Linked DNA regions of Mus musculus: region 1 is linked to region 2. Evidence: chromatin loops called from intact Hi-C (ENCODE). Cell type or tissue: left cerebral cortex. All regions are shown on one strand. Links, peaks and the distances in the headings refer to the core of each region. The heading gives the core; the rest is flanking DNA. Region 1 overlaps Klhl32 (kelch-like 32). Region 2 overlaps Klhl32 (kelch-like 32).

Region 1 (8,752 bases), core at 286-8,285, 49 kb before region 2:
AACTGAAGGGAAAGAGGTTTATTTTAGCTCACAGTTCAAGGTACCCATGGTCAAGGCAGCAGGAACTGGAGGCAGCTGGCCACTGTCCAAAGGAGAGAGGTGTGCATTCCACTCTAGGGCTCGGTTTGCTGTCTCCATCTAATACAGGGTCCCCACCTAGGAAGCAGCCCTTGCCCCAATTAAGGTAGTTTTTTTTTTCCCCCACCAGCATATCCAAAGACCTATCTCCCAGGAGATTCCAGAGTCTGCCCAGTTGACAACACAGTAAGAGATGGGGGTTGGGGAGAAGGGAGCGATTAGGAGGAGTAAATGAGAATTGAGGGGAAATAACAGGAGGGAGAGACAGATGGTGAAAATAGATGATACATTTAAAAGAACTTGCTTTAGAATACATGGACAACAAGGGAGGAAGAGGACGAGGAGAGGGAGGAGGACGGGGGCAGAGGAGACAACAAAATGGCTCAACAGGTAAAGGACCTTGCTGTACAAGTTTGGCAGCCGGATTTGATCTCCAGACCCCATGTAAAGGTAGATGGAAGGAAAGAATCAACAAAGTTGTCTTCTGGCTTTCACATGAATACCTTGGTATGTGCACCCACACACATCATGCCTGCATCATATATACGCACATGCACACATGCACACATACAATAATAATGTTCTTATTCCACCTCTGTGTGGGCTGTATGTTTCTATGTCTGCATGAATATGGGCACATAATATGGGGATCTGAAGTTGAGGCCAGGAATCTTCTTCAATTTCTCTTCCACTTTACTTTCCCTTTACTCCATCTGAGCTCCACCCAGTACCCACCCACACTTGTATGGCTGCACTTTAACCACTTGGACATCTCCTCAGCCCCCAAATAATAAGTTTCTAAAATTAACAAACAAATGTCAAATGCCAGATATGCAAGTTAAGAACTGTGTTTATTATTTAGTTACTTTCTGAATCCTAAGTATTTACTCTCTAAGATTTTGTTTCCTTATATGTAAAAAATGGCAGCCTTTAATAGCACATGCATTCATTTGTACAAGGTGTTTGCATGATAATTAAATGAAATATAAATATAAAAGACCTCATCCACCCTGGTTATATCAGCACACATCACTCACAGCTGGAAATCAAATTTCAAGTTCTAGGAAAAAAGAACCATATCTTCATATGCCATGCATGTCACTGCCACACCATTCAGTGCTTGTTAAATGTATTAGTCAGATGCAACGGTCTGCTTCTCATTGCAGCCACCCAGCCCAGTCCAGTGAATGTCCCACCAGGGTCCTGGACTCAGTTCTGTCCAGGAAGGTACACAGGTTCTCAACACTTACAAATCTGCCTTCCGCCATGTAGTTGGCTCACGGCCTAGGAAAGATCAGGCTGTCCTCTGTGCACTGACATCCTAAGACAAACACATCCACCTTCACTTACCCGGAAGTAGTCACTGCAGGCTGCTAGGACCGCCTTGTGAGCGTGGAATTTCTGTTCCTCGGCGATCAGGGTCACGTCGCAGAGAATGCCATCACTTCTTTGCTGATTCAGCGCCGCCAGGACCGTGTCATTGTGAGTTTCCGAGTGGCACAGCCTCTGGCCCGTCAGCATTTCTTGAATACTACAAAGGAGAGTAATGAAGCCCTGTTTATGCCTTTCACCGGCTCAGCTTCCTGGGGCTCTCTCACCCGTTGGGCTTTGGGGAGGCTACTTCTAGTGCCCTGTGAGTCTGACCTTCCTGTTCTCAATTTTGCCCTCTCTGTTTTTTGTTTCTTTGTTTTCCTTTACTCTAATTTGTTCCTCTGCCCTATCCTGGGACTTTTTCTCTTGGTAGCTCCCTGGGGTTTTTTATTTTGGTTTTGATTTTGCTAAGGTTTAACTTTGTGAAAGTCTACATGTGTCTGTGAACCTATGAGCCTGTTTCTGAGTTCCTATTTCTTCAGTGTGTGTGTGCAAACCTTGCTTTATGTGTTTAGGTGAGCATACATTCCCACGTGTGGCATCAAACACAGCATCAGTCAGAACTTGGGAAACCACCCACTTCACAACAAATGTCAGAAGACATTCATTTGGAATAAATGGGGCACAGTGGCATAGAGCTGCAATCTCAGCATTCAAGTAGTTGGGAAGCAGAAAATTTCAACACCAAACTTGGCTACATAGTAGAGGTCAACCTGAGCTACACGAGACCTATCTCTGTGGTGGGCAAGGTGTCCTTGTAAATGAAAAAGACTATTAAAAGTTAAAAGTCAAATATCCATTTCCAATGTCTAAGTAACCACTGTACTGGATATATGAGTAGACTATTTTTCTTTTTGCTTTGTGAGATTGCTAAACTCCTATGATGAAGCTTTACCACTTCATTTTCTTCCCCCATCCGAACCTATTTATCCTGTGTCCTTTCAAAAGTCCTACCTGACCTTCAAAGATTTTCTAAAATGAGACAGAAATGATGCCATGAACTCACAACACAAACTGAATTTATACATGTCTATGGACAATTCTAGCTTAGATCATCAAAAATCTCTCTACATTACTCCAAAACCTTACAAGTCCTGGGCTCTGACTAGTGAGCTACGTCATTACTAAATTGCAACCAGAGGATGACAAGGGTGTCTCGCCCTGTGTCCGAACAGTGAACTCCTTTGAAATCTGAGTAAGAATATCTAAGGATGCCTGAGCATGCCCGCTCCCTACCTGACATTTCTGTGCTCTGCTCAGTGCCAGTGTGAAAAAGTGCTATTCAGAGGAGACAAAGTCTTAGCCACACTGTTGCTTTATTTGACAGGGCTCTGCCTTACTTCTGCCAACTGGCTGGTGAATTAGAGTTAAATACAAATCTCTACCTTACAATTAGCCTAATTCTTCCTGGGAAAAGCCGGTGCACTCAGCAGGCTTTATCAAACATTTCATGCTGGGAAGCACCAAAGACCAAACTATGGAAAGAAAATAACTCCAGAGAAAGTGAGGCTACAGGAAGTTCTTGTGGGAAGGTGGAAGGATTATTTTCAGCAGAGTCTGAAAGGCTCACAGCCATTGAATATTCATCTGTGGCTCCCGTGGTAGGCAGGCTTTCAAAACCAGTAACTGAAAGTCACTTTCGGAAGCATAAATAGTTCTTTATACAATTTTCTATGTAACACCTAGAATGCAGATTAATTAGTATCATTAAGGAAAAGACACAAGAATTCCTTATCAGCAAGGGGGAACGCTAGGATAGCCTGAAAAAGCTTTTCTAAAGTGATGACATTTTCATAGTTAGCAATTACATTGCTTACAGTTTTTAGCCAATTATCCTACATGATATATAATTATTAATTAACAATTTAGTCTTCCTAGTAACCCTAAAAGAAGGTACCACTGGCACCTATGTTTTACAGATAAGATTACCAAAATTCTTGATCATGAATTAAAAAAAAGAAAAAAAAAACAATGTTAAGAACAAAATGGTATAACTCTTTTTTCCTGCTTTAATAGAAAAGTTATCTGTAAGAAAGGTCTGCAAAACTTATGCCCAAGGTGACAAAAGGTTCAAAAGCTCCTGTTGAGTTTATATTTATATCATACATAAGTAGACTTGAAATCAACCCTTTTGAGTAATATATGAAAGCACATTTTGCATGCAATAATCACAAAATTATGCAATCATGCTTCAAAGCTGTTTTCTTATGTACTAGGACTAACATTTTGAAACAGAAAATGAGTTTTAGTATTATAACTTTAGAAACTATCTTTTCTCCTCTTTTATGTCACCGTAAATGAATTTTGAAATTTCATTTGTAGTAGACTAAGAGAACATTAAAATACTTGCTTTAGCTGGAGAGATGGCTCAGGGTTTAAGAGCACAGGTTGCGTTTCCAAAGGTCCTGAGTTCAATTCCCAGCAACCACATGGTGGCTCACAACCGTCCATAATGAGGTCTGATGCCCTCTTCTGGTGTGTAGGCATACATGCAGGCAGAACATTTTATACATAATAAATAAATCTTTTTAAAAAATTTAAAAATTAAAAAAACACTTGCTTTAAATTCTTTTCCTATTTCCAAATCTAGTGCATAATCCACATCACTATTAAGCCTGAGCCAGTGTTTGCACTGAGATATCTGTTGGAAGTGAGTAACTCCTGGCGGGAAAAGAGCAACTGTGAACTGCAGCTTGGCAAAGACTGAAGGGCTGCGCTCTGGAACAATAGTGATGCTCCCTGCCTTCCCAGACTTAAGAGCTCAGCTTGGAAGAGTCACCCTTAAAGAACACCATAAGCTGGTATTTAAGACAACACTTGGCAGAAGAGCCTAAATATTTTAGAACCAATATGTTATGAGTTCTTAAAAAGCAAAAATAAATACTCTGGCATTTGGCAAGAATTCAAAGGCCCAGTAATCAACAAGTCTCAACACATCATCCTTGTATTCGCAAAGCAGTCTCCCACTTACCTCTCAGCTACAAAGCTGCAAAAGCCCTCACCTCTGCAAACCTGACAGCACACCTGTGCACAGGACAGCGAGAAGAGGTGAGGCTCACTTCACCTGGCTAATGATCGCAGACTGAGAACAGAAACCGAAGGCTACGGTGTATCAAGCAGACATTAAGGTGGGAGCAGACGGACACTTGTCACTAGCTCCCTCTGCCCTGAGAAGAAATGGCAAACCAGCATATTCACCTCCTAGGTCAGAGCAATGTCTTTTCACTACTGGGAATCAAACAAACAAAGGAAAAACTGCATCAAAAACTTTCCCCATAGCTGGGGAAAGACCTGAGAATGGCTCCACATTTTTCAGGGGAAATTCAGATTTGAGAAGATGCTTAAAACTGGGAAAATTCTTCCATGAAAAAATGGTATGGCTCAAAATCCACAGTTAGTACTGTCTTCTGTGGGAGCCCAAGATCTGCATTACTAAAACAGGTGTCACTAGCAACCTGGGGCTGCTGAACTCTCTCAGTAGGCTAGTGCAAGTTAAGGTGTGCTGTCAAAAATGATATGAAAAAAGGACTCAATATATCTCATTAATACTCTTATACTTAAGACATAAAGCTTAGGCTGTGACTTGGGACACACTGATTTATATGAAATACATCACAGAGATTAATCAGAGCTGTCTCTTCAGTCCTTATTTTAAATGTATCTACTTTAAACTAGACATGCTTCCTGTCATGACTCCATTTCCAAGTCCACCAGCTCACAGGCACCCTGCCAGGTTACTCCAGGCAAGCTGCCACTGTCCGAGAGCACCATTTCTGCATCTCACAGGACTGGCCTACCCAGGACTCTGGATCACAGTAGGAATCCCAGATTCCCTCAGCAGCTGATGGACATTAGTAATGCCAGGGAGTTAGCCCCAGACTGGTCACATACCAGCATCCAATAATGGGGAGATTCATTCATGAGGTCCCAGGGAATAGGACTAATCATGACTTTGAGCCAGTAACTTTCATTCTGGAACCAATCATGAAAAACGAGTAAATCAAATGCAGAGCACGCTTCTGACAGTGGCCTCCTGCTCATCCTGAATGTCTGCTTTAGCACAAATGGCTACTTTGAGTGCATAGAGTTAACTCTTCAATCCCAGAAATCCCAACAGCTCTTATTTTCATTTATTCACTTAACTGAAGTCAGAAAGTTCTTAAGATGTAAATTCTAATACAACTCTATACTTTTCTACTTTACATTTCAAATGTAAAAGTTCTGTAGATTTCTCTTTTAATGTTTACCTACCACTCAACAGGGTAAAGATATTTTTATACATTAATAGTAAAAGAATGCTACTTATTTATGTGGGCAGGCTTTTAACAGATTTGGTAATGGGATTAATTTTATTTTTATATAATATTTTATAAACTCTATAAAGTGGATGCTAAAAATAAACATAGCTATAATAACAAGCTTAGATTAAGACATTTTGCACAAGTAAGAAATATTAAGACTACGGAGAAAGAAGTTTACTTATACACCAACAGCTTTTTATATCCCTTCCCTAATTCCTACATATAAGAAACATTTATTCTGCCTTGATATTCTAGATGCTGGAAATAAAATACTGAATAAATAAAGTGTGGTAACGGCCATCACAGCATATTCAGTGTATCAGGACAGTGGCACACCAAGTAAGTACTCTCAGCTTCCCAAAGGAGAACTAGCTAAGGTGCAGATGGATGAGTTACCACCCTGAGACAAAGAAGAGAAGATGTACGCAGGAAAAGAGGACGGCAAGCTTTGGCCTGTGTCAGCAAGGAGCACAGACAGACTGACACACTCTTCTACAGAAATCAGTGGCTGAAACTGGGGGTACAAAGGAACTGAGTAACCGCAGCTGAGGTGATGACTCACGTAGGATGTGTGGGCCAGGGCAACCAAGAGCCATGGCAAGTCTCAGAAAAGCTCAACTGGATTGCAGTCCCAAGAGCACTTAGGGAGACTGGGCCAGACTGGGGCAGCTTGGGACCACGGCAGTAGCTGAGGCCTCTCTGAGCCCTGCCCTGAAACATCAGGACAATGCTTCAGAGAGGTGAACAGATTTGAAAGCTACTCATGGGGAAAAGTTAGGAGTCTCGGTGACAGGTTAGATATAGATATGGATGGGAAGGGGGGCGTCTCATGGAGATGCTCCTATTTCAGGTTTATAAAACTTGATGTCCCAACAGTAGGGCAACTGGAAAAGAAGAAAATAATAAACTCATTTTGGGATATGTTAAATTTGAGTTGTCTTAAAGACTTTTCTTTCTAGGGGCAGATGTCAAAAGCACAGCTTGATTCATGGGTCTGAAGCTCAAAACTCAGCCTCGGCTAAGGAGAGAAACAGAACTCAGGTTTCTCAGAGAGAAACCGACAGAGCCCAGCTGTCCCAAGAGCACAGTAAAAGCTGCTTGCATGGAAAAGGCCCCGAAAGCACAGAAGCAAGTCATGGCTTGCTTTGCTTCTTAAGGGGCAGGAAATAGGAACCCCAGAAACAGCTGTAAGACTCTGGGCATCTGGGGGCTTGTTTGATGTAAAGACTTTTATGAACTGATCTGCACTGGACAGCATAGATTATTCAGTTCATCTGAATGAAAATTCTCACAGGCAAATGCCACAAAAACAACTGAAATGGAAAAAAATTAAAGGTTGGGCAAAAGTTTCAGAATTTAAGCCTGTTAAGAAGAGAACACAGCAATAAAATGACTCCTAACAACCATTCTGCTAACTCACAGACCAGCCAGCTATCATCAAAGGAGCCTCCTCCTGCTGCAGCAGACGGAAACTAATACAGAGATTCACAGCCAGACAATGTGCGTAAAGCCAGGCACCACTTGGTCCTAAATGATTTGCCTCCATCAAACCCCTCCTCTCAGATCTCAGGAAAGCCCACCGAAGAGGAGATGGAAAGATTGTAAGAGCCAGAGAGCATGCAGGGATATCAAGGAAGTAAGGCTTTCTAGACACCCAATCCAGCAGAACCAAGGAACATCTGAACTCACAGAGATCACGGCAGCATGCATAGAGTCTGCACTTATCTGTGCTAGGTGAGGGCCCAGTGGTAAGACGAGAAGTGGACAAAAGTGCTCACCCCTGATCCAGAAACTACCTCAAGTTGATAATTGCCATTAATGACAACTTAGTTTTCCCCAACAGAATGTCACTGGGGATACAAACCACTCCTAAGGCCAGGTCCCATGGCTAGCAGCAATAGCTGGTCAACATAAAAAGAACTCAATAGCATCTATGGAGATACAGTCACGAAGGCAAATAACAGCCCTAGTGAAAAAGGTAAACCTGCAAGCTGGGAAATGAATCCACAGCAGGAGGAATCTCAGACATGAAGTGACTAGTGGGGATAACAAGATCCATGCTATGGCTGCGGTCTAATGTGGCTGGCTGGAAGAAAACGTTCTCTGGAGAAAAGCAGGCTGAGGATCCCAGGGCCTGGAATCTGGGCAGCTCTTCCATAAAAGGTCTGTGCTGAGGAGGAAGACACAACAGCATTCATGGTCTTGTTGCAACAGTTCCAAAAGGCATAATGGAAGCCCGAGAGGAGGGGGGCCAGGGCTGTGGGCGGGAGCAGGGAAGGAGATGACTCCACAGTGGAAGACAGGGCAGAAGGATGGGAGCTGATTACCATAAATTGCAGGCTTAGGGTAAGAAATCACTTGGAGAACACACAGATTCTGGTACCAAGGAACAAACTGTCTGACGTCGTACCATATAAATACCATAGTCCACGTGTATCATTTTGGCAGGGTACCAGATCTAGCATAGGGCTTCTCGGCCTTGGAATTAACTGCATTCTGAGACAGGTTAAACCACCTTAAGAAACCTTGCTCTGAGGACCAGTCTTAAACACTGTAAGATGTTTAGCACAATATGTAGCTAAAATCAACCGATCCCTGATGATAAGAAATACTGCTGGCCCTTGAACACCATTCCCTAATTCTCCACTGAGAATTGCTGACTGCAACAAACTCACAAGAGGCATAAAGCAGTGCTAGACCTGCTCTGGCAATGCCACCGACTCTGAACTGATTTTGGAACTAGCCATCTCTAATAGCTGCAGACAGCTCTATTTAATAGAAATATCTAATTCCTCACACTCTACAGCTATTCCTCAGTTCTATTACCTCTCTTCTTATTTCTTCTAGAGACCTTTGGACTGCTTCCTCAGAAACTGATGGGGACCGGCCTCCAGGCAGAATGGCCGCCACTTACTTTCCCTCTGGCTGCCTCTCAGACTTTAGACTGTGGAGCTCCCTCCCGCCTCGGTGCACCGCCCAGCTCAGCTCATCCTTGGGACCTC
Region 2 (8,752 bases), core at 347-8,346:
AGTATTTATAAATTATATAGAGAAGATCCGGGGACCTTGATTTAATGCAGCTCTGACTCACTCTGAAGGTCAGCTTGATCTTAAACGCCACACTGGATCTCTCTCTAGAACACTGGTAAATTTACTATTCTCCAAAGCAATGACCAGTCAGAAGCTAACAGAGTATTTACTTTGTATTTTATATTAACATAATTATTTATTTTAACGTAAAGGGTATATATAAGTTGATCCCTACAAGAAATAATGGGAAAACAGCATGACTTTTCATTATCCAAACAGAGAGGAAGCAGCAGAGGGTTATTCCAACTAGGCCCACCCCAGGCTTCCTCAGCTTCCCGCAAAAAAAACAAAAAAACAAAAAAACCAAAAAAAAACATGGCCTGTAGGGGGTTGTGGACTCTGCCCAGGAACCCAAGCAATCATAGATGGGAAAGCCTTAAGGTAAATGCCTCATTAACTGTGGTCTTGCCCTCTGGAAACCTTGGCAGCCCAGCAACAAATGACCTGCAAACTGGCCAGCATTGACAACTTCAGCATAACATGAAGCAGAGTAGGGACCTGGGACCTGACAGCTCTGAGAAGGATTATGAGGGCAGACAAAGAGAATTTGTCATAAAGTAGCAACATGATACTAAGACTCACACACTAGAATTTTAGTAAAAAGCCAAGTTAAATGCTGTATTTTTAAAAGGCTCACGCTGTGTTGTGAGTTTCTCAGATGGCATTTCATCTATTAAGAAACCCCATCTGTAGCTGACAGTAAATACCCTCCAGAAATGAGAAAGTGCTCTCACTTAAAGCCAAAGCCAATAAGCCATGCCCAAATAAAACCAGACTGTAGGTAAGTAATGTTTTCATAGATGAGAAGCCCAAAATTACTTAGGCTTTGAAATTACAAAATAAAGTAAAAATTAAAAATAAAAGAAAGAAGAGAAGAGAAGAGAAGAGAAGAGAAGAGAAGAGAAGAGAAGAGAAGAGAAGAGAAGAGAAGAGAAGAGAAGAGAAGAGAAACAATCGGGCATGTCAGTTCAAGGACAGGACACTAGGAAAGACTAGAGAGTAGGCTAGTGTAGCAGGCTAAAGGGTTTGCATCCATATCACAGCCTGCCCTGAGAGCAGCATTTTCATACAGTACCAAACACCATAAATGAGGAAGCAATTCAAAGAGAAACTCTAGCAAAATTCATCTCTTCAAATCAGATCATTACCTCAATTTTAAACCTTAATTTCCAAAACAATCTTCTCTCTCCTAGAGAAGAGCTGAAAAGAAATGCACCCTTTCCACATTTCCACTCGGCTGGTTTCTTGTTAGTACATTTTATAAGTCTAGTAGTGTGTGTATTTGACATTAACAGAAGACCCACACTCCTATCTTCTTGGCTTCAACCTTAACCACAATCCTCACCCCCACTGTAATTAGCATATCCTACATAATTGTATAAAGCATGGTTTTTTTCTTGTTTGTTTTGTTTATCAGACATTGTTGTATACACTTTTAACTCCAGCACTAGGGAGGTATAGGCAAGCAAATCTCTATGAGTTCTGGATCAGCCTGGTCTACTTAGTGAGTTTCAGGTCAGCCAGGGCTACAAAATGAGACCCTGGTCTCAAAAACAACAACAAAATCTATATTTGCAAAGAACCCATAAAGAAGTTTATGTGCCACAGGTTATTTATTTCATTTTAAAAACTTATTTATTTTATGTGTATGAGTGTTTTGTCTACATGGACACATGTGCATCAGTTGCATGTCCGGTGCCCTCAGAGGCCAGAAGAGGGTATGAGATCCCCTGAAGCTAGGGCTGCAGACAGCTGTGACCTGCTCTGTAGGTGCTGTGAATCAAGCCCAGGTCCTCTGCAAGAACAAGTACTTTTACTCTCTCTAGCCCCTTTACTTTTATCTTTGAAACAGAGTCTACATATCCCAGATGGTCTGAAACGCACTACATAGTCAAGGGTGACCTTGTACTTTTAATGTCACAGCCTCTGGAGTGCTGGAGTGACAGGCAGACACCACTAACTATTTAGGTAGTGCTGGGGACTGAGCACAGGGCATCAAGTATGCCAGATAAGCATCCTAACAACTAAACAACATCTCTAGCCCAAAATGATTATTCTTACCATTAACAATTTCTTATAACTTTCTTATTTTAGGTGTATAAACTAATGTTACTTAAAAACTCCCCAAATATGTATAAATGAAATTGTAACATTTGTAAAACCCTGAAATAAATGAATACATGCACACTAGATACAGGCAGAGCACACCTTTTCCTCTGGGCCATGTCTCTTAGTCTAGTCAGTGAAGAAAACAGAGCTTGGCTTGGCCTGTGGGTTCTTAAAATGTACTGCTAAAGGCAACTTCCTTCGAAGGTTCTTAGCAATCACTACTACAAAAGTCACTACTACAAAAGTGCTGACTGCTAGCAGACCCCACTGCTATCTGGCTTGACCCCAAACCCATAAACTGGGCAGTAATCTTGAAAGAGTCAAGGCACGCCAGCCTCCTTTGTATTCCTAGGTCAATAAGACCCAACAGATGTGTAAAATGCAGAAGAAAAAAAAATTACCCCTTCAAGGATGAGGGATTCCTAGCTGAAGGTCTGGGAACAAAAAGGAAGAAGTGATGCCGAGAAAATGTCAGACCCAAGCAGAAAGTGTTCCTTAGGGGAGGAGAGTGTTGCTGAGACTTGACAGAAAGCCTGAGGACCTTCTTTTCTTTGAGCTGGCAAGTTTATGACCTTTTCATAAACTTTACATACTCCATCATGAAAGGAAATTGCTAGTTGTCTAGAACAATGTAAACAATCCGAACCTGAGTCGCAGAAAGGCCAGATCTATCCCTGCCAGGTATTGCTGGGTGATAACAGATGGGGGCCCATCGAGAGCTCTTGCAGTAGAGTTCCCTAGTGGTACCCACTGAAAAGGAAATCGACCTTTCATCCTTTTTTCTCCCCACCCTGGGGTGCAGGGTTTGGGGGGGTGGGGTGAGGGTGGGGCAAGAAGAAGTTCCAGGGGCTGCACAACAGACCAGACATTGAAGTGACCAATTTCAGCAAGTCACATCATTATGTAGAGTGAGCAATGCCATTAACACCAGGATATGTTCCTTTCCCTGAGACCGGGAGAGCTCACTCAAGCAGCACCCTGGTGATGGGTTTCCTCTCCAAGATGGCACTCACGCCTAAGAATGAGACATTTCTTACAAGGTGCATGAAACTAAGAATCGGAAGGGTTAGAGGAAGGGAGGGAATTGATAAGTTGTGGGGTTTTGTTGTGTGGCAGGGACTGTGTTAGATGTTGCACTGAAGATTTCATAATTTGAGGGCAGCCCTGCCACATGCTTCCAGTTAGGAACTGAATCCTTAAAGCACCTTGAGGTGGTACCTTTGGTAGATAATTAGGATAAAATGAGATTATGAGATAAGGAACCTCGTGATCACGTTAGCAGTCATTTTTTTTGTTTTAATGATACAAGAAGAGATGCTTGCTGTGCCACAGCATGTGATGACGTCTGTCATGACAGGATGCAGCAGGAAAGGCTTCACTGGATTTTGGTACCAGGCCTTTAGACTTCCTAGTGCCCAAAATGTTAATTAAAGAAGGACACATGCTCCACTATGTTCATAGCAGCCTTGTTTATAATAGCCAGAAGCTGGAAAGAACCCAGATGCCCCTCAACAGAGGAATGGATACAGAAAATGTGGTACATCTACACAATGGAGTACTACTCAGCTATTAAAAAGAATGAATTTATGAAATTCCTAGCCAAATGGATGGACCTGGAGGGCATCATCCTGAGTGAGGTAACACATTCACAAAGAAACTCACACAATATGTACTCACTGATAAGTGGATATTAGCCCAGAAACTTAGGATACCCAAGATATAAGATATAACTTGCCAAACGCATGACGAAGACCAAAGTGTGGACACTTTACCCTTTCTTAGAAATGGGAACAAAACACCCATAGAAGGAGTTACAGAGACAAAATTTGGAGCTGTGACAAAAGGATGGACCATCTAGTGATTGCCATATGCAGGGATCCATCCCATAATCAGCTTCCAAATGCTGACACCATTGCATACACTAGCAAGATTTTGCTGAAAGGACCCAGATATAGCTCTCTCTTGTGAGACTATGCCGGGGCCTAGCAAACACAGAAGTGGATGCTCACAGTCAGCTATTGGATGGGTCACACGGCCCCCAATGGAGGAGCTAGAGAAATTACCCAAGGAGCTAAAGGGAACTGCAACCTTATAGGTGGAACAACAATATGAACTAACCAGTACCCAGGAGCTCTTGTCTTTAGCTGCATATGTATCAAAAGATGGCCTAGTCGGCCATCACTGTAAAGAGAGGCCCATTGGACTTGCAAACTTTATATGCCCCAGTACAGGGGAACGCCAGGGCCAAAAAGGGGGAGTGGGTGGGTAGGGGATTGGGGGGGGGTGGGTATGGGGGACCTTTGGGATAGCATTGAAAATGTAAATGAGGAAAATACCTAATTAAAAAAAAAAGAAACCATGGTTCTTTGTACATTACTACGTTCCTATATTCCATTATTAAAAAAAAAAAGATTAGGATGAGCTATAAGGTAGGTGACAGAAATCCCATTATAAATGCAAAACTGAGGTGCTGGAGAGATGTCACTTGGTTGTGAATCTCGGAGCCCAAAAGTACCAGATTTAGTATCCAGCCCAGGCTTCAAGACCATGACCTGCTTGTTCCAGTCTTCCTTGCACTTTCAATAGTAAGCCTAAAATAATAAATAATACAGTTTCCAAGTGATGATTTTAAATGAGGGATCAGAATTTGTCATAAAAAATTGCAGAATGCCTCCTCCACTGCTCTTATTGTCTGTGCCATTAGCATCAAATGTGTTCCCACAGAAGCAATCAGCTGGGATGGAACTGCTTATTCCATCAATATCCTGCACGCCAAGTCGGTTGTTCTGTCGGGGTGGGGAGGAGGGCGGTGGTCCTGCTTCTCTTTTACTGGGCCTGGCTCATCTGAGATGGAAAGCAGAATGTATCCTGCCTCAGATAAATGTGTAGGGGAACATTGAGAATCCATAAGATTTTCTTTCTTCATTTAAAAACGGTCTTACCAGGCTGGGGATTTCAACCTCGCGGCGGAAAAGCTATTTTAGACAGATGTACATTTCCTGATGCCGTCCCATATGTGGAGCTAGTATGCTTCCAAGCTGAGTTTGTAAGACTGTTACTTTATTTTACATTTTTTGGAAAAAAAAAAAAACTTCACCAAAATTTAGAGTGCCATATGTGTAAATCAAGAAATTAAATGCATCAGTGCACTGCAGTGTGCCTATGAAACAGGGCAGGGATGAACTAAGAATAAGATGAAGATGAAGCTTAAGCTTAAGAATAGAATAAGAGATGGGGCCAGTGCTTCCTCCTGCGCACCAAATCTTAGGTCAACCACTCTTGCAAGGCAGGTCTGGGAATAAAGGACCCAGTTAGAAATGCCAAGACCAGGAAGAAGATAAATGAAATTAATTCCATTTGTTAATTCCCAATAAGGAGAAGGAAAATGTTCTGGGGTAAATTCAGAAAACTGCAAACTGGAAGAAATGTTAAGCCAAGAGCATGGCAAGAGAATGCTCAAGCTATCTCCATGGTCACCAAAAAGCCTGGAAACCAGTCCCTATCCCTTATGCAAGCCTCTAGCTTTAAATGACATTTGCTATTTTACTTCGCCATCGTTGGCAGCTCTCGTAGCCAGTCACTGATGCAGTACTTTAATCCATGTGAAACTTCCACAGACTATCGCTCATCTTTCAGGTCTCCATTATAAACATGATAACTCTGCTAAAATCAAAACAGGCATTTGCAGGTCACTAAAGGTTTCCTTCTAGATTTGAACACAGCTATTCTAATCCTTGCAGAGAACAGGAACAAAGAAGCTAACATGAAGCTCACAACTCTCCTTACTTGTCCCACAGATGACATGAGCCTTTATTCAAAATACACGGACCATTACAATCTTGATCTGAAGGACTTGGGAGAAGAGCCAGTCAGTCAGTAAGTGTGTGCTTGCTTTGCACAAGTGTGAGGACCTGAATCAAGAACCTGAACAGCTGGGCTTTAAAAGAGTCATAGCAGGACATTCATACAATCCCACTGGGGAGGTGCAACTAATAAAGGATCGCTTAGCTGGCCTTTCTGACCTAGTGAGCTACAAGGTCAGGGACAGATCTAATGTGGTGGGTGAGGAATGACAGAAGAACACTTCTAACCAACACGTAGACACATCTCGTTCCCACACCTCCGCAGATGAACACATAAACAGGCACACACACACTTTTATCTGCAAAAATACCGAAATCCGTGACTCCCAGAAGAAAGTATTAGACTTCATTATCTAATTTACCAGAATCTCTTATCGCATTTATGAAAAATTATCTGCTTATTTGTTCACTTCCATTAAGTTCATATAAAATACCTGCATATACTTTTTTTCTCGTTTTTTACTTAGTTCATGGGGAATTCTATACCATATGCTGATCAAACTCATCCTGCCTCCACCAACTCCGTCCAGATTCACCCCCTTCTCCACTCACCCAACTTTGTATCCTCTTAAAAAAATAAAAAAGCTATTACGTGCAGTTTGTGCCCTATATGCTCTTGGGCAACAATATCATGAATGAAATTAGGGTATTTATCATTCTATGTAAAAATACAAACTTACCATAATACTTGACAAGAAAAAAAAAAGTGCTGGATCTACAGACAACACCAAGAGCATGCTGTTTGGCTAGTCCCCTGCCGTCGGAGCTTTTACAGAAGTGGGTACTAGACATGGATTGTCCTCCAAGTCTACAATGCCTCTCCTGATCTCTTTCAGCAACTTGCCTTCCATCCCAGTTCCCTCTTATGGATCTTGCTCATGTGTTTCTTCCCCTGGCTTCCCCCAGTCCCTCATCTACAATGAGCTCAGCACTTTGGCTCTAACTAGGGCTATCCTCTAGTTCCTATTTCCAACTTGAATAACTGGCAGAGCCTTTCACCTTTTAATGGATCAAAAGGTCTGCATTTACATAACCAAACCCAGCCAGCAATTACAGTCTTAATGCCTCTCCTGTAGGACTGAACTAATCCCTACAGTCAGATTTTTTTTTCTTGGCAAAAAGTTCCTTCATGTCTATGCTTCAATGTGATCCTCTGTGTGAGGGACGGGCTGATGCTGTGGGTCAAGCCTAGGGCTTTAACCGTGCTACACATTCTATTACTAGGACAAATTCCCAGCCTGGGATAGTACAGTTCTACTATACATTTAACACATAACTGCCTCAATTTTATAATTATGCATAGTATGTATATTCTATAACCTCGACTAGGTAACTAAGGACAAAGGGAACGCAAAGAGCAAAGGAAAGTTAATGGCTTAAGTTTTCCTTTCATTGTTCTAGTTTCATATTCTTCATCTATAACATGACAATAAGGCAGCATTTTATGAGGACACTGTACATCCAGCAGGAGACTGATGCAAAGTAGCATGTACACAGCGGGGGCTCAGAGCAACGCCTCTGGAAGCAACGGGATGTGTGTTCTGAGTCCTGGGGAAAGACATGAAATCTCCAGAGGACTCAGGACTGTGGCATCTTGCAGTATCCCGTGATGGGTTAATTACTTAATGTCTTAATAGAAAGTATGCTTTTGAAAACCTACAATGGAAGATTCTATTCTATTCTTCTGCAATGAGAATTACAGAGACTGGTTCTCGGACCTCTCACAAATGCAAGGTGTGTGGGCGCTTGTCCCTTAGGCCATAGCCTTTGCATACAGCCTATACACGTCTTTGCATTGCACGTGTTAAATACCTCTAGAAAGTTCTAACACCTAGCACAATCCCAACACACGTAAACAGCTGCTATGCTGGCCTTGACTAGTGAGGGCTGACAAGGGAAGGAAGTCCCATACGTGAAGTGCAGACACCATCACTGTTCCAAATACTTTTCATCTTTAATTGGTTTCTGGAACCTGTGCATACAGATGGCCAGTCATATACAGCTGACTTTTTATATACCTCTTAGTCCTGGATCAAGAAAAGAACAGGCCAGGAATTTAAGACATTTCAAACTATAAATGTTTTTGTTTCAACATATACAAAATTCTCACCAATAAGAGTTTTTGGTTTTTTGACACAAGAGTTTCTCTGTGTGGCGTTGGCTGCCCTAAAACAACCCTGGACCTATTGACTTAAGAATGGACTTAGAAAGCTGGGTGTGCATTTGAGTTCAGAAGTCAGGAGGCAGAGCCAAGTGGATGAGTTCGAGGACAGCCTGTTCAAGAACTACAGTTCCAGAATATCCAGTGCTATGCAGAGCATTGACTAAAGTCCTTAAAGTGTCTGTCACTTTCATGACAAATGTAGTAATTTGAATCCCAGAACCGGATAGGACCTCAGCCTCAGTACTGAAGGACCATGTACCAGGAGGGCACAGATGGCCCAAATAGATTTTTAATGTGGTCCTCACAAATTTTCTCTCTCTCTCTCTTTTTTAAAATTAAAAATACTTTCATATAAAAAATACAGAGACTTCTGCTTTCCTTGAAAATATGGTACATTATTCCCACCTGTCCTTGACCTGTCCTTAATCTTAACTGTCAATCCTCCCCACCCCCAAAGAAAATCAACTTAATGAAAAGAGCTTGGATCCGAACAAGGTCTCCCCATCCAGTGCCTCTGACCTACAAGGTTTGAATCTTGACTCCTTGAGCTATGCTC

What was found. Peaks named below come from ENCODE experiments on the same cell type or tissue, not always from the same donor. Only the 100,000 strongest peaks of a DNase experiment are listed, where the experiment ranks them.
Region 1: a loop joins it to region 2, with 2.5 times the contacts of the local background. A loop is called at or near these places in 4 of 42 quality-filtered maps.

Annotation. Positions count from the first base shown.
Region 1 is chr4:24,791,189-24,799,940 of GRCm38, forward strand. Klhl32 (kelch-like 32) reads right to left here. Exons shown (of 11, transcript NM_001163020.2): 3 at 1,429-1,609. Among named protein-coding and RNA genes, the nearest start is that of Gm31379, 55 kb to the right of the region's middle. In left cerebral cortex, for the core only: a CTCF peak has its summit at 3,869; DNase peaks (open chromatin) are centred at 1,524, 2,923, 5,200 and 8,044; H3K4me3 peaks cover 282 bases; H3K27ac peaks cover 414 bases.
Region 2 is chr4:24,840,568-24,849,319 of GRCm38, forward strand. All of the region lies in intron 1 of Klhl32 (kelch-like 32), which reads right to left. Among named protein-coding and RNA genes, the nearest start is that of Gm31379, 6.1 kb to the right of the region's middle. In left cerebral cortex, for the core only: no CTCF peak of the experiment used is centred there; DNase peaks (open chromatin) are centred at 5,174 and 5,732; H3K27ac peaks cover 1,080 bases.